Regions from separate parts of the Mus musculus genome. Here all the other regions are linked to region 7. The links are chromatin loops, found by intact Hi-C in ENCODE. Cell type or tissue: gastrocnemius. All regions are shown on one strand. Links, peaks and the distances in the headings refer to the core of each region. The heading gives the core; the rest is flanking DNA. Region 1 overlaps Crim1 (cysteine rich transmembrane BMP regulator 1 (chordin like)). Region 2 overlaps Crim1 (cysteine rich transmembrane BMP regulator 1 (chordin like)). Region 3 has its middle 17 kb from the start of Fez2. Region 4 overlaps Crim1 (cysteine rich transmembrane BMP regulator 1 (chordin like)). Region 5 overlaps Gm32464 (a long non-coding RNA gene). Region 6 overlaps Vit (vitrin). Region 7 overlaps Gm32282 (predicted gene, 32282).

Region 1 (4,378 bases), core at 289-4,288, 100 kb after region 7:
TCCTGGAAAGAGGTAAGGGTGTGACGCAATACAGCATCAGATTTCACTAATGGTGAGGCTGCTTTTTTTAGAACAGGATTCTGTTTTATGCAGCATCATTTCTGCTCCTGACAAGCCCTTCCATTAACAGCCTCTGCAGCCTTACTGCTGCATGAAGTATAAAAATGCTTCTTCTCTCCTTGTCCCACTTTGGTTGGAGATAGGGACACCTCTCCCGCTTCGAAGGCTCAGGCACTGTCTTCAGATGTGGAGGGAAGCCAAAAAATTTGATGAACTCTTTTTCTAGAATGCTTCACAACTTGGGACTTGTGTTTCTTATAGGACGTGGGCAGAGATAAGTGTCTGTGTTGGGAAGATGGGCCTGAGATGGCATATAGCTTCCAGTGTCCCGCTCTGGAGAGATGTTATAGTGGAGGGATGTTAGAATAATATTTGCTATTTGTGTGCTAGTGCCCACCACAAGGCACATCTCTGAGGCACTCCTGCGCTTTGCAGAGAGGGCTGTGGGGTGGCGGAAGACTCCCTCCCCACAGTTGCAATGGTAATATTCCCCTTGTTTAGTGTCCTTTAAAGTTTCTCCCTTCATTCTTGGTAAGCAGACAGACAAGCATTGATTTTTTTTTTCAGGGTAGTTTTTCAAAACAGGTCTCAGCTGCTCCATGATTCCAGACCCCCAGCATTTAGCACGCCATTTCTTCTCCCGGAGTATAGAAAGAATATATAAGTTTGCAGCTGTTACACTCCAGGCAAAGCAAGAATTGTGGGGAAGTTGAGGTCGGGGACACACTGACCCAGCTCTGAAAGTCGGGATTGAAGGACAGCAAGAAGGGAGAGAAGTAAGCAGGTGCAGGTGTGCTGGGCTTTAGGAACTGGGTATCTGCCAGTGAGGCGCGATAGAAAAGAGTCTTGATCAGGCGGCCGCATTGGGTGGGGGTAGGGGGGTCATAATAGTGGCAGTAGAGTTTCAAAGTTAGAAGAATGTTTCTTCTGAGCCTGTACCTTATTTCCTGGGTGAGCAAACCAACCTCCTGGGAACTGGAGTCAGTGGCTGATAGTTTTACATTGTTCTGGTGGGTGCCAAGGGTACAGTAAGTCACTCTCTTCTTCCTCATTCCTGAGAAATGCCATTCAGAGCAGAAGGAGCCTTTGTAAGGGATGGCGAGCACACGCTAACGGCTGTCCCTGCCTGTCCCTGCCGTGACAAGGTTAAGAACTAGTGCCGCTTGGTAGTCCTCAAGTGAGAAGCAAAACTAATCCACCCGACCCAGCCCTGCACACAGACGCACAAGGGTGCTGGCTGGGTGATGGAGCCTGGGGAAATGTATGGGAGCGGTCCCTCCCTGGCTGGTCCTTAGCCACAGGACCCCAGAGCCTGTGCTGTAGGCAAATCCCACTGTCTTTCTTTCACATTGTGATCTGAAAAACCCTGCCCCTCTGAGTTCCCCATTCCCAATGTGGAAAAACAACGCAGGACCAGGAGGCTGGCCCAGCAGGTAAAGGTGCCTGCCACTGATCTAGTGACCTGCGTTCAAGTCCCCAGAACCACATGAAGGACAGGGAGAACTAACTCCCAAAAGTTGTTCTCTAGTTTACATGTGTGCACACGTGCACACATGCACATAACCGCATGAGCATGTGTGCGCGTGCGCACATACACACACACACAAATAAAAATAGGAATATTAAAACAAACAGCAAGAACAACAACAAAAACCAACGCATGTCTCCAAAGCTCTAAGTTAACAGCCATGAATGGGAAAGGGTAGGTTCCAGCTTTTTGCTGGATATATTTGTTGCTCATTTTCTTCTTCCGTAAGACATCCCCTCATTCACTGGGGAAACTGACAAGAGAATCAATATGATTGTGATTTCTTAAAATAAGCAGGTACTCTCCAAGACTCAGGTACCCTGTCTATTTATTGTTAAACGTCAGAGGAGGGAAAATTAATTCTGGAGAAATCCTTTTGGGTATGTGGTCCTAAGGGCTGTGTGTCCTCAGTGGGGATGAAAGGAGAGGCAGGGATGGCTGGGCATATGAACTACAGGCTAGGGCTGGCTGGGGCATTCAGTGAATGGCGGGTTGGCCATTGGTGCTAGAATGGGAGCGAGCAGAGCATCCAATACTGTGCTCCAAGAGACCAGAGGCCAAGCTTACACACAGGAAGCTGTGTCTGGGAGGTTCTGCACTGCCTGGGATGGAGCCTCCTCAGGAAGTGAGTGCCCTCTAGGGGTTTATGTGATTTCTAAGGGCTCTTCATCATTCCACTTAGGCCCTCAAGAATCCACTACTCTAGGCAAAAAAATAGGGCCGCCCCTCTTAATCAAGCCCCACCTAGCTGCAGCAATGATTACATTGTGCGGAAACTTACTATCATGGCCGTTTTGACTGATCATTACCATAATATCAAGGATAGCATTAGAGGCCTCTCCCCCACCACCCCCCGCCTCTGCTGACAAATTACCTATACAGATGACCACTTCTTTGAAATGTCAAAAGAACAAAATATCCTTAACCTTCTTATTTTATGATCTCATTTATATGGATTCCAAAAAATAGGTTGGCATGTTAGATATGCAGGAGACATATCTTACAGACTTGTAATGGCCAGGGCTGGAGACAGGGGAGACAGGGGAGACAAAGGCTGCAGCGGTTTTGCTTAGGGTGAAGAAATAGTTACAGGATTCTATACTTCAGGAGGGTAGGTGCTGTGTACGTGACTTTCATCCCATAAGGATGAGACATACGCTCAGAGTATCCTTGGGTTGCTCTGTACGGAGGGGACTTGTTTGATTTGACCATCTAGGGCCTCTGCCTGTATTTCCCTTGCTGTCTTATCTGTTTGTTAAACTAACTAATATCTCTCTTCGCTTCCAATTATGTCTCATTCTGTGCACTACCTATATACACAAAAAGAGCATGTGACCAAAGCACACAGTGAGCAGAGTTCCAAACGAGTGTGCCCAGGTGTTCAGAGGAGCTGATGTCTACAAGGCAGCTGGACCCACGGGCCAGACAGAGAACACTCAGGAGGCAGTTAGCAGCGAGCAGCAGAAACAGTGAAGCAAGAGTTGGCCTAGGGCAGAGAGAGAGCATTGCATAGGAAAAGCTCTGGGTGATGAGTGCTTCTCCGAGACACTGATAAATGGAAGGAGGTGGGGGTGGGCGCAGGAACAAAGCTGTAAGCTGGGTGTGGCCTGGCTGGGGCAAAGGGAAGCAGCGCAGGAAACTGGGGAGGGGTGAGTGATGACATCAGCCACGCTAAGCATCTGTCTCATGTTAGTTTCTTAATCCATCTGTTTTCTCTTTTGCCTTGCTTGCTCTTATCCAGGGTTTGGGGTAGGAGGGAGGGGAAGGTTAGCAGGGAGAAGAGTAAAGAAATGATAGCAAAGGAGAGGGTGAGGACAAAGGTCAGTCAGGATGCTTCAGCGCTTCCTCCAAGGGACTCAAAAGAAAGTCCCGCTTCTTCACATGGAAAGCATAGAGAGCAGGAATATGTACATCTGTATGGTGTGGGCAAACTGGGGGTAGGGGATGTATTAATGGCTACCTGGACAAATGAGGGAGACCTGTGAGCAGAGGACGCACGTGCATGGTGTTCAGATGTACGAAATTGCTATTGGGTCCGTTTCAACCTGACCCCCCAAAAAATTTTTTAAGACTTTTTTGCGAGATCTGAGCCTTACAACAGGTGTGCAAGATATTTCAGGTCTGAGTCCAGATGTTTGCCTTTTCAGAGTCCTTCCTCAGTTCATTCATTTTTAAAGTGCTAATTTTAGGTTCAGAGGACTCTTATCAGAAGTCAAAGGATGGCACCAGGTCGGAAGCGTGTGCTGGCACCTGGGGGTAGGTAAGAGGAGAGGAGCCAAGAACACCCCAACCTACTTACAATCAACCATTTAATCTCAGTGGAAATTGTCAGAGAAAAAAGAGCTTCCTTTTCTAAGTGAGTTTGCTAAGCATTTTTTGAGTAGTTTTTAGTTCATTTACATGGTGCTTTTATGGGTACCTTTTACCCTTTTTTAATAGGGGCGTGTGGACACCGGGAAATGTGGTAGATCTAGGGCAAGGTTAGTCATGATGTTCCATGTGCTATGACTTCCCACAGTCCAGGAGAGGGTCCAGCCGAGAAGTGCACATAAGTATTCAGACAGAAGGGGTACTAGAATGTTCGAGAACAACACCAGAAGAAGTACTTTGGGGGCATACGTGTGCTCTTGGGTGTTTAAGAATGACTATCTCCAACCTATCGCCAGGCAGAACGTGCATCTAGAAGATGCAGCAGAAACAGTTAGCTACTCTTGTAGGATGCCATCAGTTTTAACTGCACCAAGGTACTAGGAATCAGGTGTGGCCCCTCAGTATGAAGAATTTAAGTTG
Region 2 (4,378 bases), core at 196-4,195, 170 kb after region 7:
AGAGCACACCCTCTGTCATGTCTCCTCCAGTCCTTCTCCCTCACATCAGCTGCCTTAGTCAACCTCTCGCTTTCAAACCCCCACAGTCCCCACAGCTGCCCAGACCCCTCTCCCCCTGTGCCCCCCTCCCGCCCCCGCCATCCTCTACTTTCCTATCCCTGTGCCTCCTGCCAAAACAGCTCCTTTATCCCCTGCCTTAATCCCAGAACTGCAGGGCCTTAGCCTTCACCGGGACAGCCTCTGGGCAGTGATCCCAATCGGATCCCGTGCACACCAGAGACTCCCCAGGCAGCCTGGACCACACATAGGCTCTCACTCCAAGCGAGGCCCACAGTGAACCAGGAGCCTTTTCATGCTCACCTTGAGGCTCCTGTCCCCCTTGCAGCATCGTGTCCATGGATCTTGGTTGTGTATAGGACAATGATCTGGGATCCGTGTCAATTTAAAAATACCGCTGGACTGTGATACTTTAAAATGGGGCAGCTAGACAGTGCTTACCTGAATTTTGCTGGTCTTTCGTTGGGTCTTATGCACATAGCGCTATCTGAGCACTTCTGAGAACTAGCTACCGTAAACGGTCAAGTCCTTTCCAGCTCTCGTCATGCTTGGGGGATAAGGACCCTTGCTGCTGCTTGGACCTTCCTCCCTGAAGCGTTCTGCACCTGGCTTCAGGGTCACCGACTCTTGTCTTCTTCCCTTGTTCCCAGTGTTCCTCCTCTGTTCGCTCTCCCAGTCTCTCCTCAACTGATCACCTACCAGAAATTGGGGGCAAAACCAATTTTATTTTAACCATCACAGCCAGAACGGTCGCAGTATTCCAGACAAGGGGTGGGTGACAGCAGCCTTACAACTCTTCGTCCAGGCCATGCGGGCAAAGCGCCTAAGGCCAGTTTCCCAGTGAAGCAGCCATGGCCCTGGAATGCTTCACAGAAGGGTTTGAGGAAGGATTTAAAGGTTGAATGGTCTCTCTTAGTTGGAATGAAGAAGTCTTCTATCCAAAGACCCCAAAATAGGAGAGGTCAAGCCAGTGACCCTAGGGCAAATGAGTTCTAGAAGCAGGTGCAAAACATAAATGGTGGCCAAGATGTCTAGGGCCTTGGATGTCTAATGAGTTTATATTTGACCTTTGAAGGGGTAAGGAGGGCTAATTTTGAGCAGATGTATCACATGAATAACCAGGTCATGTCTTAGGGAGATTGATGGGGGCGGGGGTGTACTTGAAGAACCAAATATGGAGACAGATGCCAGTGTCACTGTGATGCACACAGAACTATGAAGGCCACATCTGACACAAGAAACAGCTGGTCGAGTAGGGAAGTCTGTTCCTAGGGAAGTCTGTTCCTTCCGACACTGTGGTAAATGCTTTCTCACCATTAAAGCCAGCTACTGGTTACGGGAGTGAGCCATGGAAATGGGGAGAGCGAGTCGTTCACCTCCCAGTCCAATGGCATTGAATTGAAGGCCCTGATTGGATAGAGTACATTAACACCAACAATAAGCAGCTCTCTTTCCCATCGTCTCTCAGCTGAAACGCTTTCTTCTTTTAGAAATGTATGTGCCAGAGCCAACCAATGTACCCATTGAGAAGAAAAATCATCGTGGCGAGATTGACCTGGAGGTCCCCATGTGGCCCACCCCAAGTGAAAATGACATCATCCATCTCCCTAGAGGTAAACACTGACGTCACTTGAGAGCTGTCCTGTCTTGTGATCTGCTTTGTTTATTCCCGATTTTAAAAAAAAAAAAATGCTATATTTTCGAATGCCTCGTGAAAGTGCATTAACCCGTCTGGGGAAGACCATGGTTGAAATCTATTAAACACCTCAGTGTCCTGTGTAGAGCACTGGGTAAATGTGCCTTGCTGGTCCTGTAGACTCAGATGCTTAGTGATGAGGGGGATGGATATATTCCTAGTCAGAAGAGCCCGATGTGACATGCACATGTAGGAACGTGGCAGAGGAACGAAGCATCTCACCGCCCCTTGGGCAGGCAGCATCCCTCTTCTGGGTTGTCACCTCATGAGAGTTTGAAGTTTATTACAGAGCCGATTTCTACAGAGTTATTTCATTCCTTTCTTCCTTTCAGTTGTATACACTATAAACAGGTGAGTTTGTTTCTTGTTAGCTATGAGCAAAGCCTGGTTAACTTCTGTCACCACTTCCCTTAAAGGAGACTAGAGGCTAAATTCATGCTAAGCCCTGGCTCAATACTGCCTCCTCTTGACTCCAAACATGCTTTCAACATCATTGTGCAGTTTTTATATTTCTTTTGGAAGGAGTGATGTGTATTGTGTGAGAGATTAATGATCTTGTTACTTTAGACATTATAAACATTATCTTTGGATCAAGCCAGATGACCACAGACCCAAACTCCTATACCCAGGATTCCAGCTCTGACTGGACACACAGTAGGCGTGGTCAGTGTATGTGCCCTTGTTGGAGACTTTGAGCTCCAGGCACCAGAACAGCCTCCCCAGCTGTAGTCTGCTGGGGACCTGTGCATCACATAGCAGCTGTTAAAGTCCACGAGCAGAAAATAAACACTTCTTCTTGGTAATTCATTTCGTTTTGATCTGAACGGTGTAGGTCATGTTGATGATTTTTATCTCTGGTGTTTTCTTGGAGTCCAGGAAAGCTCGAAGTTAACTTTTCATGATGTTATTTAGCATCCTAACAGAATAGAAAGATGTAAGTTTGTAAAGAAGAGCTGTCAGTTCCTCACTAGGATTTTCCTTAATTGACTGCCCAACCTTCAAAGATGCCACAGAGACCCAGTCCTGGTATCACTTGGAGTATGGGAAAACAGTATTTCTTTTAGTTGTTTTGTATTTAAAACCTAATCCATCGATGAAGTATTTTTGTTGTAGGTGTTTTCCTTCATTTTTCTCTTTCTATTGAATGTTACCGACTGGACCGGCTGACTTGAGAGGTGTTCCTTCCCAGCCTTTCCCTCCTCTCTGTGTTCACACAGCTTAGGATCCACGGCCCTAACACCACAGAGCTGTGATTTGTAAGCTGAGTTTCCAGGACAATCAGTATGGCCTCTGTCGTTCACTCGCTGGCCCCGATACCTGCCTGGAATGGTTGATTTGAAAGAAAATAACATTAAAGCGACAGAGAGTAGTACCTTTCCCATATCTCTTTTCGGTATCACTTGTGCTTTGGTTTTTGCAGTACCAGAGGTCAAACCGAGGTCTTTGGGCGCAGCAGGCAATCACTAGTGCTGAGTTGTTACGCCTCCAGCTTTGCAAGTTCATCTTTAGAGTATTTTTGTAACATTACTATTTTGGGTTTGTGGTATGGTGTGTGCATGCAGAGGTCAAAGGAGAACTTTGAGACTCGGTTTTCTCCTGCCACATTTATGTGGATTCTGGGGACCCAGCTTAGGTCATCAGGCTTGTCCACACTCCACCAGCTGAGCCATCTCACCAGCCTAAAAAAAAATTTAAAAGAATAGAAAGATACTCTTTCTTAAGAACTATTGTTCCCCTTGTGCTTCTGCTATGGCTCATTAAGGCAAGATAAAAGTATTTTTCAATAAATTTATTAAACATAAGCATTTTTGCTTAAAACTTATCAAACTAGCCTATCAACTCAATTGTCTCATGTCTGATCTAATTAAACCTAGCTTCTCCTACATACTTTGTTCTGGTCTCTGTAAGTAGAGAACAAAGCTGCTGCCCTCCAAAAATCTTAACATACACGTGCACGCTAATTATATATATATATATATATATTCCCATTATAATACATAATATATATTCATTGTATTGAGATATTTTAATGTTAGTAACAAACATGTTAAAGTTGTCTAATTTTAATCACTTTAAAATCTATCCAAAGTTTTATAATTTCCTAATTAGCTGCAGGAAATATCTTCTTGGCCAATCAGTAACATTCTTACCCTCGTTTTTTAATTTTTGTTGCAAGTTTTCCCTTAATCCTATTTACCCTCTAAGTCCTTTACTCTCTAAGAGCTCTCTTTGGCTCAACATTAGACCCTAATCATGTTTTTAGCCCAGAATACCAGGAAGTAGTAAAAGCAAGCTGCTGATCTCCATTTGCCGTGTAATTAAAATAATCCTCTGAAATTCTGGTTGGAGTACCAAGTGCTTGTTTCTTCTCTCCTAGATATGGGTCACCTCCAGGTAGATTACAGAGATAATAACAGGCTGCATCCAGGCGAAGACTCATCACTGGACTCCATTGTCTCCGTTGTGGTCCCCATAATAATATGCCTGTCCATCATAATAGCTTTCCTACTCATCAACCAGAAGAAGCAGTGGGTACCACTGCTGTGCTGGTACCGGACACCAACCAAGGTGAATGATGAGTGATGAGTGATAACTAAGTGAGCTTCCTCCCGTTTCCCTACACTT
Region 3 (4,378 bases), core at 113-4,112, 240 kb after region 7:
TTTGTATATATTGGATATTAGTCCCCTATCAGATTTTAAAATCCTTTCCCAGTCTTTTGGTGGCCTTCTTCAAGGATGATTAGCTCCTGTGGTATAGTATGTACTCACTTTCAAGTGTATGTTAGTCGTAAAGTACAGGATAACCATTCTACAGCCCACAGACCCAGAGAAGCTAAGTAACAAGGAGGGCTCAGAGGGGACACACGAATCTCACTGAGGAGGGGAAATGGAATAGACTAGACCATGAGATGGGATGGAGATGGACAGGATGGAGAGAGTACTGGGGAAAACAACATCTCTGGGATGAGCTAGAAACCTAGGGCAATGGAAACTCCCAGGAACCTATAAGGGTGATCCTAGTTAAGACTCCTAACAATGAGGGATACATATCCTGACCAGTTACATCTCCTGTAATCAGCTAAGACTTCCAAAAGAGGGATTAAGAAACCAACCCAACCCCCAAACCTCTGATCTACCATTTTTCCTGCTTGCAAGATGTGCTGGGGTAAAGGTGGTGCAGAAATTGTGGTGGGTGACCAACGAATGACTGGTCCAGCTTGAGTTCCATGCCATGAGAAGGGTCCCACCCCTGACACTGCCTGGAGGCCCAGGATAGAACCAAAACAAATGGCAAGAGAAAGTCAATGAAATGATTCCTAATATTCTGCTACACTCATAGATGGGCGCCTAGCTCACTTGTTATCAGAGTGGCTTTATCCAGCAACGGATGGAAACGAATGTAGAGACCCACAGCCAAGCATTAGGTAGAGCTCTGGGAATCCTGGATTATAGGCACCAGAGGGTTCAAAGACACTACAAGAAAACCTATAGAATCAACTAACCTGGGCCCATAGGGGCTCACAGAGACTGAACCACTAACCAGGGTGCCTGACCTAGGGCTCTCTGGGACTGATTGTATGTTACATGTATGCATGTATATCTCTGCATATATCTCTCCATTACAGTGGTATATCTCGGTCTCCTTGTGGGACTCCTAACAGTGGAAGAGGAGGTTGTCTCTGCCTCTGCTGCCTGCCTCGGGAGCCTTCTCCTCCTACTGGGCTTCCTTGTCCAGCCTTAATATGAGAGGAGGTGTCTAGTCTTACTGCAACTTGATATGCCATGGCTGGTTGAGATCCGTGATAGGTCTGTTCTTTTCTGAAGAGTAATGAAGTGGGTGTGGATGACGGGGTAGAGGGGACTGGGAGGAGAGGTGGGAAGGGAAACTGCAGATGTATAAGCAAACAAACAAACAAACAAACAAACAAGACTGAGATTCACTGTCCTAAACCATGAACCTAATAAATCTTTCATCATTTAATTTTTTTCAAGTATTTGCCACATTTATGGACAAAGAAAACCTGAACAATACAACATTTATAGACAAATGACAGATCCTGACAGGCGGGAATACACAATATTTTAAAACATGAAGCTATAACAAACAGGGTTCCCAGGTAGCCAACAACAGTCCAAAACGAGAATAATGCTAATTTTTTATTCCATTACTACTGTGGGCCATTTGTAACTGAGCCCTAGACCTTAATAGGTCCTGAAACCTTAGCACAACTGACTCCATGGTGAAAGTAGGGGTCTGAGAGCCCAAATATAAAACTCCAGTGTGTGCATCAATGACATTAAAAAGTGGGTTACTTACTGTCTATTTCAATTTTTTCCTATAAAAGTTTCTAAAATTACTTAATTACTGTATGTGTGATTTACCTACATGTATGTCTGTTCATTGTATACATGCCTTATAAAACATTTGGGGAAGGTACAGCAAAAGGAACTATTCATGTTCAAAGATGTTTTTAAGGATGCCCCCGTGATTAACACCTGCCCTGCCTGGTCCTCCAGTTCCTCCCTGGCCCCCTTGTGGTTGGGTGAGGCTTTGCAACCAGATCTGACCAACAAGCTCAGGAGAGGTGTGCATTCCTTCCAGGATGTATTGCATTGCCAATGTGACTGTCTTAGGAGCTATATTTTCCCTCTGGCACAGTGACCAGTGACATTTGAGATGGCAGCTGTTCTGCTAGACTCAGTTCCAGTGTGAAGATGATAAGCAGAGATCTCTTGCTAACCCCTTATGCAAGTGAAAAATAAGTCTGTTATTTTAAACCATTGAGATCTGGGGGTTGTTTGTTTTAACAACATAGATGAGCCAAACCTGACAGACAGACATTGACTTATGAAGGCAATTACAAATAACCAATGCGTTCCTTCACGTAGGAAAGTGAAATAAGTGATTATGCACACAGATTATAGATTATGTTGCTGGCAGGGAAAACCACTCTTGAAGTACGTTGAATGAGATGGGAAACCACTCTCCCTGGATAGCTACATGGGAAGAGAATGCAAAACAGAATCTATTAAATAAATTCATATATAAATTATATAAGAACTCTGCATGGTAGTTGCTCAATGGTATTAGTTATTTCAGTATAGTTAGAAACAGGTAAATAATGAGCCATCCCAGATCCAACATGATTTACCTTCTAGCTGAGGGCTTGTACTGTCTTGTAGCTGCAGAGGGATGGAATGCTGACTTCATTCGCACACCTGCAGGGCATGGCCACACCAGCATCGACTTGAACATATCACTTGCTCTAGGTGCACAAGAAGCTGTGGGTTTCTAGCTAAACGATGCTACAGAACCCACTGGCCAAACTTCCAGCGCTGCAAGTTTCAGGCAGGGATGTGGGAAGGGCCACTCACCCCACACCCACTCACTGACTTGTCCTGAAGATCCTGGCTTATGCCACAGATGCTTCAGCTGCTGTCTTAGATCTAGCCTCTCCCACAGCTGATGCAGGGACCAGATGATGCAACCTGGAAGTGTGGAGGAGTCAAAGCCTATGGAGCAAGTGTTGGTCAACTGGACAGGAGGCCAGACGATAACCTTGGAACTCAGGAAGGGAGATGCGATCACTCTGTAGTGTCTCTCTGCAGGCATCCTGTACGAGTGAGCTATCAGCTTCTCTTGCCACCTGCCGTGGTCAGCTTTCTAACCCACTCTCTATCTGCGACCCCCTTTCTACTTTGTCTCCTTCCTCCTCATGGGATTTGACTCCCCACTAAAGCAAGTGAAGGAGTAGCCTCAGGCACTGCCATCCAGGAGGGGCTCCAAGAATCAGCAAAACTTCCTTCTAAAGCAATTTCCATGTTCCACTCTCTGCCCTCCATACTGAACTACACAGCACTGTCTCCCTCCAACATCAAATCCTGTCTATTCTAGGAAAAGGCGGGAGTTGAGGACTCGAGGCAGCTTGAGAGGAACAATGGGGTTCCAGTACCACGATTGCCTAAATCTCCACAAAGCTGTCAAAACTTTAACCTGCTTGTAACAGGATTTAGACATACAGAGTTAAAAATGGAACACTACTCTACTCCTTAAGACCCAACAGAAGATGTGAGGTTTGTTAGTGAGCATGGAGTGGCTGTGCTAGCTAGTTGGATGTCAACTTGATACAAGCTAGAGTCATTTTAGAATAGGGAACCTCAGTGGAGGACATGTTCCCAGTAGATTGGTCTGTGGGGTAAGCCTTTAGGGCATTTTCTAGATTGATGATTGATGGGAGTGGGTCCCACCTCCATAGGGGTGGAGCTACTCCTGATCTGGGTGCTATAAGAAGGCAGGCTGGGGCTGGAGAGATGGCTCAGCAGTTAAGAGCACTGGCTTCTCTTCCAGAGGTCCTGAGTTCAATTCCCAGCAACCACATGGTAGCTGGCAACCATCTGTAATGGGATCTGTTGCCCTCTTCTGTTATGCAGGAATACATGCAAATAGAGCACTCATATACATAAATAAACAAATCTTATTTTTTAAAAAAAAAAGGCATGCTGTGGGCTGTTGGACCAAGGTACTATGAAAAGGCAGAGCGAACCATGAGCTAGCAATGCAGTAAGCAGAGTTTCACCACAACCCAGCTCTGGCCTTAGACTTCCTGTCATGAGCTCCAGGGATGACAGAGTGTGACCTGAGAGTCCTACGGTGACAGAAAGAAACCCTTTCCTCCCCAAGTTACTTACAGTTACTCCCCAAGTTACTGATGTGTCCTACCACATCAATAAAACTCCTAAGACAATATCTTTTCCATTGATCCACTGTAGAAAGTGTCTACGCTTTTCTCCAGATGACTTCTGATCCATAGAAACCACTAAAAAGCCCAGCACTAGCTTTCAGACAAGTCTCTCTGGCGCAGGGATGCACGTCCGTTTCTGCAGGCCCTGGCTAGATATTTAGACCTTCAGATCTGGCTTGGCCTACCTCAGCTCTGGAGTGGAGCCTTTTGCAGTGTTGGAGCCAGACTCCCATGTGGGTGTGCTATGAGCTGAGAGCCACCTGCTCACTGATTCTTGGCTTGCCTTCACTTCCTGA
Region 4 (4,378 bases), core at 76-4,075, 170 kb after region 7:
AAAAACAAAACAATTACCTGAAAGAGGCCATTTCAGATTGAATCTGATAAGGTCAGACAAGGGGCCCCTGATGAGGAAGTAAAATGCCATAGCTTATCAAATCAAGGTATAACCATTGAAATAGTGACTGTCTCGCCTGAATATTTAAAGCATTGGCCCCTGATGCCATTGCCAGTGGAAAAGCCCAGAGCTGTCTGATGCTAAGGCAGTGTCTTCCGGATCGTGCTCATGGGATGTTTAATCCCTAGTGTATTGGTTTTAAAAGGAAATGTTTTTTTTTGTATCGGTGCTGTCCCTGATGTTTTCCTTGGAACGTTCTCCTGTCGTCATTCTGTTGGTAGGCAAGAAGGCATGTGTGGGTTGGAGAACCATGCCCGCGCTGGTTCCTGTCCCACCCCGACTTCCTGTCCTCAGCTTAGATGAGTGACTTGACTTCCACGGGCCTCGATTTTCTGTAGGATTGAAACAATCACTGTGTCCACTGAGCTGTGGAGATCAAATGGAACTGACTGACTCATGTGAAATACTCATCTTGGTGCCTGGCACATAGCAGTCATCCAGTAAGTGGAAGTTACAAATAATCCAAGCAAGGTATTGAATAGCCGAAGCACATGATGTCATTGTGTGCATAAGCAGAGCAATGCGGTGGCATTTGGGAAGAAACAGATAGCGTGTACACCCAGTAGTTACATTGAAACTCGGTCCCTAGGTCTGCATTCCTCACCAGGCTAGGTGCTTTGAGTGGCTTTTTCGTAATCTCACTTAGGCTAAGTACAAGAAAACTTCAGTGACTCGTAATTCATTACAAACACCTTCAAGTTGCATAGACTCGCCCCTGTTTTTCCATTCTGAAGGTTTCTTAAACCTGTGGTCCATCTAGCAACCAACATCTGCTCTATACTGTGTCAGCCTCTACCGAAGTCACTAACTTCTCAAGAGAAACCGAGTAAAAAGCAAAAATATTTCTAGGAAGACTCATTAACCAAAATCTATCTTACTATTTCCTGGGCCAGATGGCACCTGCCCTGGTAAATTGGGACTGTCTTGAAAGCAAGAGTCACATCTGCTTGCTTCACATGAAAATTCACTATTAGCACAGTATGGCTTGGTTCTTAATACCCTATTTAGAGAAACATATTTCGTTGCAATGAAAGGTTTTGGTACTTTGGTTCAGGTAGACTTCTCAAGCAAGACCAGGAATGGTGTCTTTGACATGGGGCTCAACTAAGAGTCTTGAGTCAGGCTCTCTGCACACCCTGCCATACACTAATTCTGACCCACCTCAAGTCCAGCACCAGCTTAGCTTTTGCTGGGCACTGAGTGTATGGGGTGGCCTCAGAGTTTCTGAAGGAAGCCAGTGCACATCGGAGCCAACACAAGAAGTGTCTGCCTGCCGGCTGGCATCTGCTATGCCCTAAACATCTTCACACACAGTTTTTCAAATCTGATCTCAAATCTGAATGAAGTCATTTGCAGATGAACTGAAGCTGAACGTGACTTGCTTTTAGGGTCTTCAGGGATGAGTAGAGTTTCAGGGGAACCATGATAAACAACTGGTCTGGTAGCAGTCAGCTCACATGTGTGGGCAGTTCCCCAGGGGCTGCACATTCCTTAGCGGGTCAGAAACTCTGACTCTGTCTCTGAGGGACTGCGAGCCCGGGTCTCTCCGTGGGTTGCTAGCATAATGGGTTCCACTATTTGGGTGACAAAGCGCACGAGACTTTAGTTTCTTCACCTATTCTGTGGCCCAAAGTCCCCTGCCCGAGCCCATCGCCTTCTAAGTATTCAGAGTGCTCGTTCTTTCTCTGGTATCATTTTGTAACTGTCCTTCTGGACTCCACTGTGGTCTCGTCCAGCTGCTGAATGAGCACTGGGTGACGCTGTCGTTCAACAGTGGATCGTTGTCGCTGCCTGCACTTTCCTTAGTCTGTTGATTTTGTCCTTCTGAGTGGGGGAGTGCCCCTCGGAGCACCACTCTTGAGTATGAGTGTCGTCCTCCCATATGCTCCTGTGTGTGCGCGGCAGCCTAAGTGTATGGGAGAGGGAGAGTGTCGAGGGTTCTGTTTCTGAGAGTTTACAGATCCATCCCGGGGGTGAGGAAGATCCACGGGAGTATCAGAGACTCCTTGCTAAAGCCTGACCTGAGCCCCTCGGAAGTCCACTAACTGTTCACTACTTAAAGCAGGAGGGTGATTCCTTATGCTCCACCTTCCCATCTGTATCCCAATTGCTATTTCATAGAACACCCCCCCCCCGCAAGCCTCACCCTTCCTTTCTGCCTAAACCCCCTTGGACACTATACCCCTGCTGCCTTGGCTCGTGAGGGCTTCCATGTAGGCGGATTTCAGTTTCCTTCTGAAGTAAACTAAGAGGGCCCGTCGCCATCTGCATAGGAAGGATCTAAAGGTCTCCGCTGACATTCAGAATCCTTAGTTATCCGTTCCAGAGGTTATCTCCAATGGATGCGGGCACACGCACCAGACACCCTGATACGCCTCCCTTTCCTTCTGAGGTACATTCCCTTAGCTGCTAAACGTCCTCTTTACTGCTTACAGGACAGGCCGAGTGTGCAGTCCTGGGAGAATTCTCTCTTACCCAGCAGACCTGTCTTCTGCCCTCCATACTGTCCGCCTGTGTTTACTTCACACAGTGGTTACTGAGCTGGGCATCGGTGTGGGACCCCCACCCCCACCACACTTTTCGCGGCTACTTGGTCAGTGTTTCTTAAATATGTGGATGCCCTCATGATGCTGAACGCATAATTACCATCCCTAACATCGCAACCTCGCTTTGGAAGCTAATCTTACTCTGTGAGCATGAGGGGCATTGATTTATGAAATATCTTAAGGTGTAATGAGTTTCCGTGCTGAGACCCTAAGACAGTAGAGCTTAGTGCTTGGTCTCGAGTTGAACCGCTTTGCACAGTCTCCAGCCTTCTGTCTCAGTGCCTCACACCCTTCCTTCAGAAGAGTACTGGCAGAGGTGCCACCGGCATAAGATGCAGGAAGGGTGACAGCCAAGTTGGGGCAAGGAGTTGAGCCTTCTCCTTCCCCTTTCTCACACAGTTTGGTTCATGCTGTTGCTCCATCATTGGAGCTAGTTCATGATTTATATACTGCACAGGCAGCAGCGCTGTTCTCTTCAGGATTGCTTCCTTCCTTCCTTACAAGGTCGCTGCAGAGTAGACTCCAGATTCAGTGACCTAAACTAGCCTTCATGATGACGACGTCAGAATACTTCCTGAGTTAAGGACACCAAATAACTCTTCCCAGCCTACTTCCCACATATGTTTTAGATATCTTAATTTAAGTACCCTCCCCCCCCCACCCTTTAAGGATTCCATATTAGCAAGCACTTGTGTCCCGTTTGGTTTGAAAGCCCTCAAATGAGTTGTTAGCTTAATGGATGATTCGGCAAGACACATAGTGTGGAACACGGACTGATAGAGCTAAACAACATTTTAGAAGATGCCAGAAAAGTGTGTTTCTCATTCTACCAAAACTTGCCCTGGTGAGCTCTAGGCAGCAGTAATAAAACAGTAGAGGAGAAAATCTTGAGGGTGAGGGTTACGCCTTCTAATCCATGACACAGGTTCTATTCCTCTGCTTCAGTGTCCTGTTCCCTGTGCTTTGTGTCTGTCCAGTGAACGTAGCAGCTTCGGGGCCCTCCCAGGAAACACACCAAGCCCTGAGCGCTCCATTTTCCTATCGACTTTTGCGGTGCAGTCTTTAGACTCCGCGCACAAATTTGTCCCAGATATGAAGGTGTCTGTCATCCAGCTAGTCACTGGCCTGGTTGCAGGGCTTCTCTTTGGACCAGCCTGTCTCTGCCTTACTGCTGAATTGTTGATCGTTAGACCTGCTCAGAGCCCCAGTCTTAAGCCCCAGACTCTAGACAGACGAGCTGTTAAATGGGATTGCCATGAATCAGATAAGAGGAGAAGGAAACTTGCAAGGGAAAGGTTGGCATATGAGGGCGGCAAGAGATGATCTAAACTTCTAAGTAAAATAAATATATGTAAATGTAGTTCATTCTCTAATCTGCTGGTGTTGAGAGGGGAGTGGGTTAGATGAAGTAAAATTGAGTTGGAGGTAGAAATGGCCTTGTTGGTGAGAAACCATGCAACATCCCTTGAAGGGATGACGAGGACAGTTCTCAAGGCTGTCGTCGTCGTGGCTCATGACATTGCGGCCATTCTCATCCCTTGCTATTCTCCAGCATGGTTTATAAAACACACCAATGGTGATTGGGAATGGGGATTGGGAAGGCCCCGGTTCAGGGAGTGTGCCCAGCAGGCCCCTGTACCCTTTTCTACATCACATTTCAGTTAGTGACCCTTGCCCAGTGAGTGGCACTCCCATGTGGCTGTTACAGTTGA
Region 5 (4,378 bases), core at 137-4,136, 260 kb after region 7:
CACACACAGTCAGCACACACAGACCTTCTGCTGCAGCAATTCATCATAACAAGTGCTTTTGTGCACCAAGCGCATGCATGAGAAAGTTCATGGCAACTTTACCCACAGCCCAAAGCTAGAGACTCTGAGGTCCATCGGTGGATAAATAAGCTGTAGCATGGTCACACAACACAATGCTAAGTAGCTGAGAAATGTGAACCTTTGCGGCTGTCACCACATTCACGAATTTACACACACACACACACACACACACACACACACACACACACACACACACACTATCAAGTATGGTGTCGAGACAGAGTAATTATGTGTGATGTGAGTCTATTTGTATGGAGTTTAAAAATGGGAAAACCATGGACAGAGGGGTCAGTATGATTCCCAGTATTGGTTAGTAGGGAGTAGAACTATCTGGAATTCTATAAATATGTTATTTCTCTATCTGGATAGTAGTTGCATGAGTCTGTGGATGTGTGCGTGAAAATTAATTACACTATAAAGTAATTTAAGTCTGCCTGCTTTTCTTTGTAGGTTGTAACTATGAGAAGATACAAGATTAGTCTTGACAAGGGGACCCATTTGTTCTGATTTTAAAAATCCCTTTATACTTAAAAGAAGCTAATATTTTTTTTAAAAAAATCAACTAACAAGTGAATTTAATAAATGTTGGGGAGGGGGAAAAATCCAAGCTTAGTGTTGACATGAAGCTCAAAAGGTGGCCAAGAGATAGGTTACAGAGAAGGTGTAATAAGCTCTTTTATTCTGCCACTAAACCCTCCCCTAGGGAAGAAGTTGGCAATTGTGGGCGTAGAGGTTTGGCGGCTCCTGACTTACTCTGAATGTATTCATTTTAAGAGCTGAGATCCACCGCTCGGCTCTCGTTCCCCGCAACTGACTGGGGCTCCGTCTCAAGCTTAGATTTGGGAGGTGCAGCTGTGGCCTCGCTGTGTTGGGTATTCAGTCGAGTGTGTTTGTGTTCATTCCTGTTGCAAGCAGGCAATCCGGTGACGTCAGCGGAGCATTGGAAAGCTCGCCGCCGCTGAAAGATTAGTGTGCTACATAACTCAGCTCTAAATAGAGCCTATCAACTCTTCAATATTAAAGGAAGTGCTGCCTCATGAAGTCACCCTAATTTATAGCCAGGGCTCTTTATTAGTGATAATAACAAGGCTCTGTCAAGATTTCGAGATATAAAAGTAGGCTATACAATAAATCCTAGTTTAATTAGCCTGTGTTTTCCATTGTAAGAGGCTTTGCCTAACAGCACCTACCCTCAAATAGACAATTAGATGACACTGGATCCCTCCAGGATCAGAAAATGGATACAATTAAAGGCAGACTTACTGGTAGCCTGTGGAGCCAGGTGCAAACAGTTGCCTTCTCTCTGTCCCACCACTGACAACTGTCCCTTGAACAATTACGGCCTCCGGCTTGTTCCTGGTGCTGTCTCTGCCTTACTGCGCTCTCTTCCAGGCGATTAGAAATGGGTCCCTAAAATCAAAGTCAGAGACTAACTCTCCTTTGCTCCAAACCTTCCAGAAGCTTCGGCACATTCAAAATATAATCCAAAGCCCTTATAATGAATTAAGACCTCATATCTCCTGGGCTCACTAGCCTGCCTCTCCTCCAGCCAGCTGGGCCTGGGTTCCTAATCTCTGGATACCTGTGACATTAAATGTCTAAGATGCTGCCTCCTCTGGTCTACTTACCATTTATTTTGGAGATTTTACCACCGTTCTAGTGCCTTCAAAGAATATCTAAATTTTAGGTTTAATGTCATCAACAACAACAGCAACAACAAATCCTTTCTTTTATTGTAGTTCTCCATAACACAGCAGCACCTGCCATGTTGTCTTAGGCGTAGGTTTGGCTGTTACCGCCTCTAGTCCTCGGGCTCCCCCTGCTGGACAGGACGGACAGTGATTCATTAACACATGTCCCTGGCGTCGAGTACCCTCTTTGGTACATGGTGGGTAACCAGTACCTATGGATTAATCACGGAAGGAATGATGTAATGAGCAACGAAAGGTAGTGAGACCCACAGGTACTTTCAATTTAGGAACGGGAATCATTTCTAAGTCACGGACTTTCTTAGCTGTTACAGTGCCATAGGTATTCTTCAACAGAGGCAAGCTTAAGTGAACAGATGTTTATGGCACTTTTAAAATGCCCTGACATGTCTGTGGAGCACCCTTCAGCTTCGATCCTATCAGAAATACTAATTTGGTAAATTAGTATAATTTTTGTCTCCCATACTCAGTGTAAAACAGCGCGCACTCCTGCACCAGGGTCACAGAGCCGCTGGTGTCGCTCAGATGGAGCAAGAGGCTCCTTGGAGTTCCCTGATATCCACCATCTGGTACAACTTCTCCCTCCTTAGCGTTCAGAAAAAAAAACATACGGACCCACAATAATAGCTCACTGTCTACCACAGGAGACAGCAAACCATGACATATGTACCGAATCCATGACAGCTGCCTGTTTTCTACAGCACAAACGCTAATAGTAACTTTTGCACTGTAAAGAGCTAAAAAGTAAAAGACACTGGGAGCCAGAAAAAGTTGCTGATGCCACTCTGCACAACCGGGTTGATGGGTCTGACTTTGACTTTGAGAGAGGGAATGGGATCTTGGAAAATGAACTGTAGGATACAGATAAATGCAGAGGCACGGTCTCGCTTTCTGAATCAGTCCTATTACCAGGCATGGATTTTCTCATGCAGGAGGAAGTGAGTAGGTTTTGCAATGCCCAGGGGACATGATAATGGCACAGAAAGCCCAAACCTCCCCCAGGAACGTGAATCTTGAATTTCAAAAAGGAAAAAAAAAATGAAAATAAAACAAAATTTCAATTAATATAAAGCACACCATGGGAAAGAGGAAAACCAACCTCGGGGGCACTAAGTGACTCCTGGTGGAAGAAACTACCAACTGTGGTGAAATCTAGTCACAATGTTGCAATTGCAGACTTTCTGGAATTCTAAGGACTATACTCCCAATCTCCTCCGCAGCAAGGCCTTGCTGTGTTTACCGAAGTGGACAGGAAGCAAAAAAGCTGAAGTGTTTGTGAACTCGGCTTTCTTGAACTGGGAAATACCCCTGGTAAAGAGTCTGTAAGTCGGCTTGATAAGAACTTTGCGATTTAGGAGAGTTGGAATGTTGCAGGTCCAGAGCCAAACTATTTGCAGCTGTTTTCACGCCCCTTTATAGCCATAAATTACCCACTTCTGGGTCTGACTTAACATCCCCTGGTTATCAGGTAAAACCTTCTGGAATGCAGGCCAGCGGCTCTTTCCCCAGCATCAAAGATGAAGGGCAAGTTTCTATACTCGTATTTGAAAAAAAAAAGTCTTGATTTATGACTGTTCTGCATCTATAAAAATGTCATGAAATTGTTTCCATATTGGAATATATCATTTGGGGTTACAAGGATCCGTGCTCCTAATCCACAGCCACTCATATTTGGCTCCAGGATAAAGGAGCTCTTATTTCTTTTGAAGTGAGAAGTGGATTGTACCTTGACAGCATCCGTAGGATGGGCTTCCAGCTTGATCCTGGGTCTCCCTTTGTCTTGCCAACTGCTCAGTGGCTGGGAAATGGAAGATGCAGGTTGGCCGGTTATCCAGCTAATCTTGAACTGAGTGTAGGCTGGCACAGCTTTTGTAAGAGCAAACTGTGTAACAATTAGTTGAAGTCATTGTCTTTGTGTGGCCTGTGCCACAGCAACGTCTACTGAGAGTGGGACACAATGATACTGCATAAAAGTTTGAGTCTCTGTGATCCACACAAGATACCCATGCTTTAACCCAAGATAAAAGCGAGAACTTAGTCATCACCCAGACCACAGTCAATCTGGTACTCACAGGTCAGCTCAAGGGTATAAAAATATCCAGGTTTGTTCCTGTGGGAAGTGTTACAGTTTCTCCAGTGAGACACGCCTCACGTCTATTAGGACAGCTATTGTCTGAAAGGCACGAAGGACAAGTGTTGGTGAGATTGCGGCGAAACAGGAACCTCTGTCCACCCGGTGGGAATATGATTGACACAGCCACTACAGAGGGTCCTCAAAAATTAAAATTAAAATTACTATAGGAACTGGCTCTCCATTCTACCTCCGCAACACATATCCAGAGTAAAGACAATAGATGCCTCAAAGGATGCCCATGGCTCTGCATTCATCTCTGCCTCCCCCCCAATAATCACACACACTCCCCCCAATAATCACACACACTCCCCCCAATAATCACACACTCCCCCCAATAATCACACACACTCCCCCCAATAATCACACACACTCCCCCCCCCATAATCACACACTTAAAAAAACAACCAGTAGATGAATAGATTTTCAAATGTGATTTAGGTGTATAAATACTATC
Region 6 (4,378 bases), core at 215-4,214, 410 kb after region 7:
GTTAACTGAAGAGCTGGGGACCCCGGGGTGGTTTGAACATCTCTCTCCTCTCCTCTGCGTACTGACTTTCACTCAGACCCACCTCTCTCCTACCGCACAGCTATTGAGCTTCTACCTTCTGACACTTTGTTCTAAGGAGAATGGAGAGCTTTTGAAGGATTTAAAGTATATGTATGAGGGGTAGAGGATCAAGGGTTTTTTGGGTTTTTTTTTTTTGGTTTTGTAAGTCACCATGGCAACAGGGCGAAGACTGGGAAGAGATGTGGGGGCAGGAAGGGTGGATGAAAAGGATTGACGGGCTGATCGTCAGGGGTGGAGTACCATGGGAGTCAGAAAAGCCAGGCCTTGGAGTTAACCAGAAATTAGAGAAACTGGTAGAGTCAAGAAAGATAGAAGAGGAAGAATCTATAAGTTTGGAGTGGGGCAGGAGACAGGACAGTTAAAGATGACATCTGGAGGCCACTTGGCTGGCAAAGGCTTTTGTTGCAAAGCCTAACGGCCTGGGTTCCACCCACGGTGCTCCGGGGCTTCCTCTGATCTACACGCTGCGCCGTGACATCGTCATGCCCTCCCACACACACACTCGGTAAACGCATAGATCTAATTCATACTGTAAAAAAAAAAATGACTTGTGTGACTAGATAAATGTCACTGTGGTGAGGAACACAGGTCGGACCAGGGTTGGGGACAGGAAGGCTGTCTATGCCTGTCATTTGCCGTGAGATATTCAGCCCAATAGCAAGATCTAAAACTTGGACGAGATGGGACGCTTCAGTCTGAAATTCAGAGTCGGGGAGGAAGATGACAGTGACTATACATATTCTGTCTTTCTTCGTCAAATTAAAGAGAAGAAAGAATGTTAAATGGGTATTAAAATGCCTTAAAAACATTTAGAGTTGGAAGATGAACTGTGTGGTTCAAAGCAGAGACTCTATTATGTATCTGGTAAATGGAATGTAGATAAGGTTGAAACCAAACAGAAGGCGCACATATGATGAGCCTCGCTAGGCAGGGGAGAAAACGCCTGCGAGTATCAGAGGAGGGACTGGGGAGAGAGGGAAGGCGGAGAAGTGTAGTCTCTTCCAACATACCAAAGAGAGCACCTACAAATCGACCTAAAGCTGCCACTAGGCAGCTGAAACAAAGGTAGAAACAAGAGCCTCCATCCCAGACCCACTGACTGATCCTGCAGCCATAGTTACCAGTGGTCCTTGAGAGTGGCTCGCGGGTTATTTTGTGGGAACTTTCTAACACCTGTGACCTGGGCGTGCCTCTGATAGCTATCATCCAAAGTTACAAAACATGGACCTGGTGCGTTCTATAGCCCAAAGCATGAGTTTATCTATAGAACTACATTGCAGAGAGCGGTAGCACAGAATTATTAGCAGCGTGTCGATTCCTTGAGACACCACACATCTGACCTTTCGTCTTCATCCGGAACCTTTCTTGTGGCCGTAAATAAGACACCAATACTGAACTCCTACTGGCCCGATTCCACCCATTAATACTGACGTCAATCTCACATCAGTCTTTCTGTCTTTCCACAGAAGAAACCCACTGGGTCTTAGCCTGTATGTGCCATGAGATAGAAGCCTAAGTCATTAAGATGTCCTGGGAGTTTAGAGGCAGGGGCTTTTGCTCAGTAATAGAGTGTTGGCCTAGGAAGTGCAACAAGGCCTTGTGTTTGGTTCCAACGATGAAAAGAAAAAAAAAAAAAAAAAAGATCCTGGGAAGGGTAACAAAGGAGACTTCTGTCAGCAATCAGGCCAGGGAGCCAAGAGAGCTAAGCGGATAAATTGCTTGCTTCAAAACTGAACATGTTGTTCCTGAACATAGTTCAAGATGTAAAAAATGAGCAAAGTGTCCTTGAGGAACCCAAACGGATGCTACTGAATCCATGTACTGTTATCGCTGAAAATAAATGAAAAGGGGAAACCCCGTTATCCCCTCCTAGAATCGATTTTCCTCTATCTTAAAAGGCAATATTGAACTAATCTGCTGGCGTTTAGAAGGAAAACCTTTGTCCAGGAGTGCTTCTCAAACTTAGGGGTCATATTTAAAGGCAAATCTGATTTTCTATATTTGAGTGGATCCCGGGAGTCCGTATTTCCCACACCCCGTTGAGGTTGGTGGACCGAAAACCCTGAAGAACACTACTGCCACCTGCTGGCTATAATTCACGTTGCAAAGCAAGGCCTAGAAAAACAAGTGTTGACCATTAGAGAGAGGCCTTAGAGCAGTTCTCCCTGTCTTCCGCTTCATCTCTGACTTTAGTGGACTCTTTAAACCACACTTGGATTTCGCTAATTTCCTGAAATCTTCATCTCAGGGGTTATGCTTGGATGTAGGCACTATGGGAGAAAGCCAGCTGGACAGGGAAGGCTAGAAGGCACTTGTAGACTTGGGATAAAAAGCTCTGAGATTTTCTGAAGATGGCGTTGAGGCAGACAAGCATCCCTGTGGTCTCCTCCAAACCTCCTCTGTTTTCAGTAAGCCGTTTCAGCCCGTTCTCAAGTTCAACTTTTTCTCCATCCACGAATCTGCGTCACCACTCCTCAATAATTACTTCTAACCAATTTCGCTTCAAACTTTGTCAACTCAGAAACATTTAGTACTTTCAACAGCCCCCTTCCTTGCCTATAGGGCTTTTTGTTAATGGAGGACAGGCAACACCAGCCCCAAAGAAGCCCTGCAGTTTAGGGACATGTGTGCAGTTCCGCCCATGCCCACAAGGGGGTGCTGGCCACTGGGTGTTCTTGGATGCTGTCGCTCAAAATTCCTTACTCTCCTGTCTCCCTTGAAATACTCCCTTTCTGAAATACTCTTGTCTGCCAAAAGCATTAATGCAACAATCCATTCTTCATTTTTTAAATTAATGTTAAGGCTATATGGACTCCAATAAGTGCCTCAGCCCCGCAGTGAACAGTCAGTTTTCCCATACTTAGTCGTTCGGGGTACCACTACAGAGGACGATATCCAACACGGATTTGCTAGCCGTGTAGCATTCATTGAAAGGTTGAAGCTAGCCTTCAGCCCCACCATCCCTCCCTCAGCTCTTACTGTCCCTCCTGCACGGCAGATCCACCTTACCCCTGGTTTTTGTTTTCTGCGGTTTTGATTACCCGTCATCAATTGCGATCTAAAAATAGTAAATGGAAAATTCTAGAAATAAATAACCCTCAAGGTTTTATTAGTTATTATAGTATATTGTCATAATTATTCTTCTTTGTTACTAGTTATTGCTAGTCTGTTAGTGTGTGTAACTTATAAATTAAGTTATATATAAGCTATATATAATTTAACTTATATAATATATATATTCATATATATATAGTTTAATTCATACCGGTGAATTTATATTACATATAATTATTGCCCATATATGTGAAAACAGCTAAAATATATCATTTAATTCATTTTTTTTTTATATTCCCCTGAGTGGGAGACAAGATGGTTAGGTAGGAGCACTCAGAGTCAGGCCAAATCACAGAATGCTTTTCTGTCCCTCAGACTGCAAAATTGACTTGTCCTTCTTAATTGATGGGAGCACCAGCATCGGCAAGCGCCGCTTCCGGATCCAGAAGCAGTTCCTAGCGGACGTCGTCCAGGCTCTTGACATCGGCCCTGCCGGTCCCCTCGTGGGTGTTGTTCAGTACGGGTAAGTGCAGCTCGTGCTGAGCCCGGCTATCCCTGCGCCCCTAGCTGCAAGCCACAATGTGTCCTGAAGGACTGATTTCATTCTCTTCTCTAATGCAAATGTAAAAAAAAAAAAAAAAAAAAAAAAAAAAGGATGCAACCCAGCTGCCGTCGAGGACATAGGAGCCTTCCCAAAGGGAAGAAGAGGTTTGTACTACATGCTTGAAGTGAATGCCATTGCACTCCCATGATTGCTATAGACAGTATTCGTTGGTGGGGATTAAAGGTACTGCCAAGTCGTGAGTAAACTGGTTAGGCTATCGCCAGTTTCTTTATCTCTAGACAAAGAAAGCTAAATTCCCTTTAGCCTTGACTGTGAGGACATTTGTTTGGGAGACCTGGGGAAGATGCTAGTGGCCGCAGGGCTTTAGGTTGCACAGTCTCTTTCCCCCCAAACAACCTTGGCCTTTCTGAAGTATATGGATGAAGTCCACAGTGGCTGGGAAGCCCCAGGACACAGAAGGGGGGGCTCCACCAGTTGGCTGAGCACTGAGATGACGGGTCCTAGTCTGTGTGGTTATTTCACTAAGGGTAGGGCTTCTGGGGCCATAGCAACATTCCAACCCCAAGCTTGTTTTCTGTAATTCGGAATAATAAAGCAATCTTAGTTCAGATATGGGTGTGTTTCTCCCTACAAAAGAACCCAGATATGACAAATCATGATCAAAAGGACAAAACGCGC
Region 7 (4,378 bases), core at 256-4,255:
CTGGTTCTCCACTTCTGGGAAAGCCATTTGTCATGCCCTATTAACCTCAGGAAACAGTTAAAGAGACAGGCTTTTCAGGCAAAACAGGTATGCAGCCCAAACCTGATATCCATAAACACAGCCTTCCAAGACGAAAACTTCTCACTTATAAGATGAAGACAATTTAAGCCATTCCCCCAGAGGAATGTGAGGCCCAGCTTTAGACTGCTAGAGGATTGTGTGGTCGAATGAAATCAACCTCTACGAAGTGCTGAACATACTGGCTTTAGAAATGTTAGCTATGGAGCTGGAGATGTGGCTCTGTGGTTAAGGACAATGGCTGCTCTTCTAGAGGATTCAAGCACGCAAAAGATGGACAGACACACGTGGAGGCAAAAGCACCCATGCACATAAAATAAAAAGTGTTAGCTCTTCCTTTTCCCATGATCATTAGTTACTGACATTTAAATACATTCAAGATGAGAAACTGTCACAAAAACCTGAAACCCAACACTAATGCTGACTGCCAAAGCAGATCTAAGAGGCCATCCCAAGAAAAGCCAAAGGAGCAAACAAAAGGCAGACAAGTGTCCTATGGTTACATGTGACAAAAATTAGACAGGTAGGATGCCCACGTGTTGGGAGAGAGTTAAGACCTGAGTGACTGTTGTGTTGTTGACATGGATCATAGCCATGTCAAAGACCAAGGCCTCAGACCCAGATGAAGCTCAGAGGGATGTCAAAGCAGCCCTCATATTTACGGCCCAAGCTTCCAAGGAGCTGCAGCTACTCCATCAGAGAGCGCAGTCTGCCTGGTCCCAGCTTTCGTGTGTGTCTGTCTGTCTGCTTTATTCCCTTTCCACCCCTGTGGCCACATTTCCAGTCCCTGGAGCCATGGCTGGATGAGTCACCATCTCAGGCTGAATAGTTGGAAATGCATTCAGTGAGCTTCTCCCAATAAAAGCAACATAGGAGAATGTGCACTTCCTGATAGTATTCTCTGGGAAGTTGGTGTTCTTGTCTCCACTCTACAGAGGAGAGAACGGCTTTGTAGTGCACACGCAACTGTTTAAACTGGTACAAAGAAAGAGCAAGGCTCTGGCAGAACCTTCAAAAGAGGTCGTGTTCGGTGCACAGGTCTTGCTACCCAGTTAGTGCCTCGGAAGCAGCTGTTATTCACTGGCAAAGCAGATAAGACAAGGACTCCCTTAAACGTGATGTACTGGACGGTGACAGCATGGCCCAGACATCAGATCTAGAGTGGAAAAGTAGGTGAGTGAGCCTTCAATCTAGGACTTTATCTCTACCTCTGAAATTATCTGATCCTAGACTTGGTGAGCATCCTTATACAGTAAAGCTTGCTAGGGCTTAGGGAGACGGGAGGACTCAGATAAAAGGATTCGTTCCTGTTGTTGTCGTCATGGCTTCCTGTGATATGGATGCAACATTTTTTTTTATAAGACAAAAGATTTTTTTGTCCCTTGTATCGCTCTACTCTAATAATACATCTTACTCAAAAGATAATGTCTTCGTTTTTGTTTTGTCTTGTCTTGTTTTGTTTTGTTTTGTTTTGTTTTGTTTTTCACTTCAGGGACACATAAACAGCGTGACCATCCCAGAGAATGTGACTCCAGTAGGAAAGCTTGGGAGACACTGCATCAGGCTCCGAGTCTCCCATATTCTTTCTGTCTACTGCACTCCCTGTCCCACTTGCTGTTGCTGGGCCCCAGTTGGCACTTTGCTTTTCACAGTGAATCCCCGCTCTGATCCAACCTGCCCAGTGGCCAATAGAGGGCGGACTGTCTCTTCCCTCCAGATGGCCTTCAGAAAGTCTCCCTCCTTTTGCTGTCCTCCCTCCACTTCTTCAGGTTACTGAGCCACACGCCTGTCATCTGCTTTGTTTAGAGATGTTTACTAAGACTCCCGATGGGTCAGAGAAAATATCCAAGTGTCCTTTCGCATGTAACTCTCCTTTTCCACTCATGCCTGTCCTAAGCATGCCTCCCTCCAATGGGCTGACTGAGTGAGGTTGGAGCTGCTTAATAGTTGTGTTATAAGGAGATCAACACTACAACCAAAGGCACTTGAACTATTGTAGAATAAGGGAATATGCTCAGAGAAAGAGACATTAGACCACATTCATGTAAGCTCTGATTCTTACATTTTCAAGTGTCTTTTAGGGCCCATGTAACCTTTCCCAGCCTATTCTATCACTCAGCACCCAATAGCTATCATGCTAAGCTGAACTACCCCCTTCCTTAAAGACAGCAGGATCCCTTATGGATTAGCATTGCCTCAGCTCGTGGGCACCTCACATCTTGCTGGATTCCTGAAAAGAAATGTTTTAACTGAGCTCCTAGCTCACGTACGGGTCACGTACGGGTCTCGGAGAATCGGGTAGAGCCTTGCCACTAATTACTGTACTCAAGATTCCTATTTTCTTCTATGACTTAACTCTATGGCAAACATAGAGTCTACATTCTCTTGAGCTAGTATTTTCTAAGCCTGTTAATTTTTCTTACCTTGTACTTATTTATCTAAGTTTTTCTAACTATAAAGTCTCAAGAAGGATGGGTAGAGGCCTCCATCTTGTTGCTTGTCTATTCCCAGATCTGTGGTATTTCCCAATTCTTAATGTATTGCCCTAAAAGGAAAAAGCACAAAGAATGGTGCTTTAGACAGGGTGAGGTCACTCTCTCAAGCTGTGTTGTCTTTGCACTTCTGCCTCTTCTCTCTCTCCTGACCTTGACTTTTCCCGAGTCTAACAACATTATCTGCTTATGTTTTTAATAAAGTCTTTATTCTTGCATTCGAACAGAAGTTCAGATAACCTCTGCAGGGGTTGGAAGGGATGTTTTAACAAGGTCCAGTGATGACAGTTTGTTGGCAAATCCCACTATGAAGTACTAGTGCCTCGTTGGGCAACAAGACACGAACATTTATTATGTGTTTCAATATTTGGTTTTGCTAAAAGAAAACCTAGCAAGTTGTAAATGACTTCACCCTTTACTTTTATAGGGCTTCAGGGTACGAGGACCTTTTAGAGAGGGCCATGTAAAATGTGTCACAAATGCCTGGAGAATCGTCACCTCAACAGCAGCTTATAAGCCCCAAGAAAATGGGGTGTTCTCCCCTTTCCAATATTGACGGTTCCCTAAGCCCTCCTTCCCCAACAATCAGTATAATTAACGAGACATTTCCTCTCTTCAGTATAAATGTATATAGTTTTCTAATGGGATGGAGAGGGGAATATTACACTGGTGGCTTTGGCTTTTTTGTTGTTGTTGTTGATGATGATGACTACCACAGATAAACCATAATATTCTGCAGAAATATGAATCTGTCCCACAAACAAAATTCCAAAGGCATCTTTGTGTCCTTTCTCCTTGTACTGGTGCCATTAACTTTTGGCTCATTAGTCATGATGCTCCTGATCTAACTAGCTGCCACCTATCTGCAGCAAGACCATGCACAGGCAGCCAAGCCCACTTCACACCTGCTCCAACACCAGGCGGGTTTTACATAATGATTCAAATCACTCCCCCCTCCCTCCTTGGGCTGTTTTATTTATACTCCTGTAAGGGGGCACGGAGAAAACATCGACGGGGCCACTGGTTCTCTCCTGATGAGGGATCAGAGCTATCACTGGGAGAATCTCTGAAATCATTGAGGAGAAATCCTCCACATGTGCACAGCTCCTCTCCAGTTGTTTCATGTCTCGCCACAAAGAATATATTACCACCCATCTTCTTTATTAATACATTCGTGATAAATCTTTTAGGAAAGAAAAATGGGAGGAAGAAAAGGGAAACACGCCTCTTTAGCTCGCGAGCCTGAAAAAACAAAACAAAACGGCACAGTCAGGTGGCATGTAAGGATGCCTAGGCTCTTCCAGCCTAGCGTCATGTCAAGACTTGTAATCTAGTGTTGAGCCTTACTCCAGAGAGGATTAAGCTCTGTTACTTTCCAGTCACCCCTCCCATGATACAGCACCTCCACACAGACATACAGAAGGTGGATCATTAAAATTCAAGCTGCAGCCCTCCCCAACATTGTCCCAGCTCAGAATATTTACCTAGACCATTTAAAGCATTCAACCCCACCAGCAGTTTCCCTGGAGATGTCTCCAGGTTTCCAAGACTCCATTACATAATATCTTTTACAAAGTCTATTCCCAGCTCGAGTGGAAGATGGATTCTCGTCCAGTTTGCGGAAATTCCACGCGTTCGCTTCCCTTTCCTGGGGTTCGATCCGGCCAGTGCCCAGCCTAGGCTGCAGCAACAGCTCCGGCTAGGATCCCCGCCACTCTCTGAACTCAAAACTACCACCCGGAGGTGCAGCCGTCCCGCCCCCGGTGCTCCAAAGCTAGCCCTCGTGGCCCGGTGCCGGCGGGGGCTCG

Evidence for each region. Hi-C counts contacts between places; a loop is a spot of excess contacts. Peaks named below come from ENCODE experiments on the same cell type or tissue, not always from the same donor. Only the 100,000 strongest peaks of a DNase experiment are listed, where the experiment ranks them.
Region 1: a loop joins it to region 7, with 4 times the contacts of the local background. A loop is called at or near these places in 14 of 42 quality-filtered maps.
Region 2: a loop joins it to region 7, with 3.0 times the contacts of the local background. A loop is called at or near these places in 10 of 42 quality-filtered maps.
Region 3: a loop joins it to region 7, with 4 times the contacts of the local background. A loop is called at or near these places in 23 of 42 quality-filtered maps.
Region 4: it touches region 7 in a loop (4-fold over the local background); 12 of 42 quality-filtered maps call a loop at or near these places.
Region 5: it touches region 7 in a loop (6-fold over the local background); 18 of 42 quality-filtered maps call a loop at or near these places.
Region 6: it touches region 7 in a loop (3-fold over the local background); 12 of 42 quality-filtered maps call a loop at or near these places.

What each region holds. Positions count from the first base shown.
Region 1 is chr17:78,296,152-78,300,529 of GRCm38, forward strand. The region is part of intron 4 of Crim1 (cysteine rich transmembrane BMP regulator 1 (chordin like)); the gene reads left to right. Among named protein-coding and RNA genes, the nearest start is that of Gm41620, 17 kb to the left of the region's middle. In gastrocnemius, for the core only: a CTCF peak has its summit at 2,232 (motif pointing left); no DNase peak of the experiment used is centred there; H3K27ac peaks cover 337 bases.
Region 2 is chr17:78,368,448-78,372,825 of GRCm38, forward strand. Crim1 (cysteine rich transmembrane BMP regulator 1 (chordin like)) reads left to right here. Exons shown (of 17, transcript NM_015800.3): 15 at 1,548-1,670; 16 at 4,131-4,321. It also overlaps a transcript of Fez2 not described here. Among named protein-coding and RNA genes, the nearest start is that of Gm32336, 30 kb to the right of the region's middle. In gastrocnemius, for the core only: a CTCF peak has its summit at 2,211; a DNase peak (open chromatin) is centred at 246; H3K27ac peaks cover 668 bases.
Region 3 is chr17:78,433,047-78,437,424 of GRCm38, forward strand. No RefSeq gene overlaps it. Among named protein-coding and RNA genes, the nearest start is that of Fez2, 17 kb to the left of the region's middle. In gastrocnemius, for the core only: a CTCF peak has its summit at 1,888; a DNase peak (open chromatin) is centred at 1,883; H3K27ac peaks cover 2,137 bases.
Region 4 is chr17:78,363,180-78,367,557 of GRCm38, forward strand. The region is part of intron 13 of Crim1 (cysteine rich transmembrane BMP regulator 1 (chordin like)); the gene reads left to right. Among named protein-coding and RNA genes, the nearest start is that of Gm52306, 30 kb to the left of the region's middle. In gastrocnemius, for the core only: a CTCF peak has its summit at 1,858; no DNase peak of the experiment used is centred there; H3K27ac peaks cover 90 bases.
Region 5 is chr17:78,453,408-78,457,785 of GRCm38, forward strand. It overlaps Gm32464 (a long non-coding RNA gene), which reads right to left. Exons shown (of 5, transcript XR_876967.1): 3 at 3,863-3,963; 4 at 3,517-3,672; 5 at 1,792-1,984. Among named protein-coding and RNA genes, the nearest start is that of Gm32464, 8.5 kb to the right of the region's middle. In gastrocnemius, for the core only: a CTCF peak has its summit at 1,904 (motif pointing left); a DNase peak (open chromatin) is centred at 1,901; H3K4me3 peaks cover 380 bases; H3K27ac peaks cover 821 bases.
Region 6 is chr17:78,601,911-78,606,288 of GRCm38, forward strand. It overlaps Vit (vitrin), which reads left to right. Exons shown (of 14, transcript NM_028813.2): 10 at 3,511-3,658. Among named protein-coding and RNA genes, the nearest start is that of Gm32573, 16 kb to the left of the region's middle. In gastrocnemius, for the core only: CTCF peaks have their summits at 2,156 (motif pointing left) and 2,729 (motif pointing right); DNase peaks (open chromatin) are centred at 2,165 and 2,724; H3K4me3 peaks cover 261 bases.
Region 7 is chr17:78,195,540-78,199,917 of GRCm38, forward strand. It overlaps Gm32282 (predicted gene, 32282), which reads right to left. Exons shown (of 2, transcript NR_168063.1): 1 at 4,055-4,378; 2 at 3,711-3,812. Among named protein-coding and RNA genes, the nearest start is that of Gm32282, 2.3 kb to the right of the region's middle. In gastrocnemius, for the core only: a CTCF peak has its summit at 1,773 (motif pointing right); DNase peaks (open chromatin) are centred at 1,759 and 3,505; H3K4me3 peaks cover 796 bases; H3K27ac peaks cover 1,446 bases.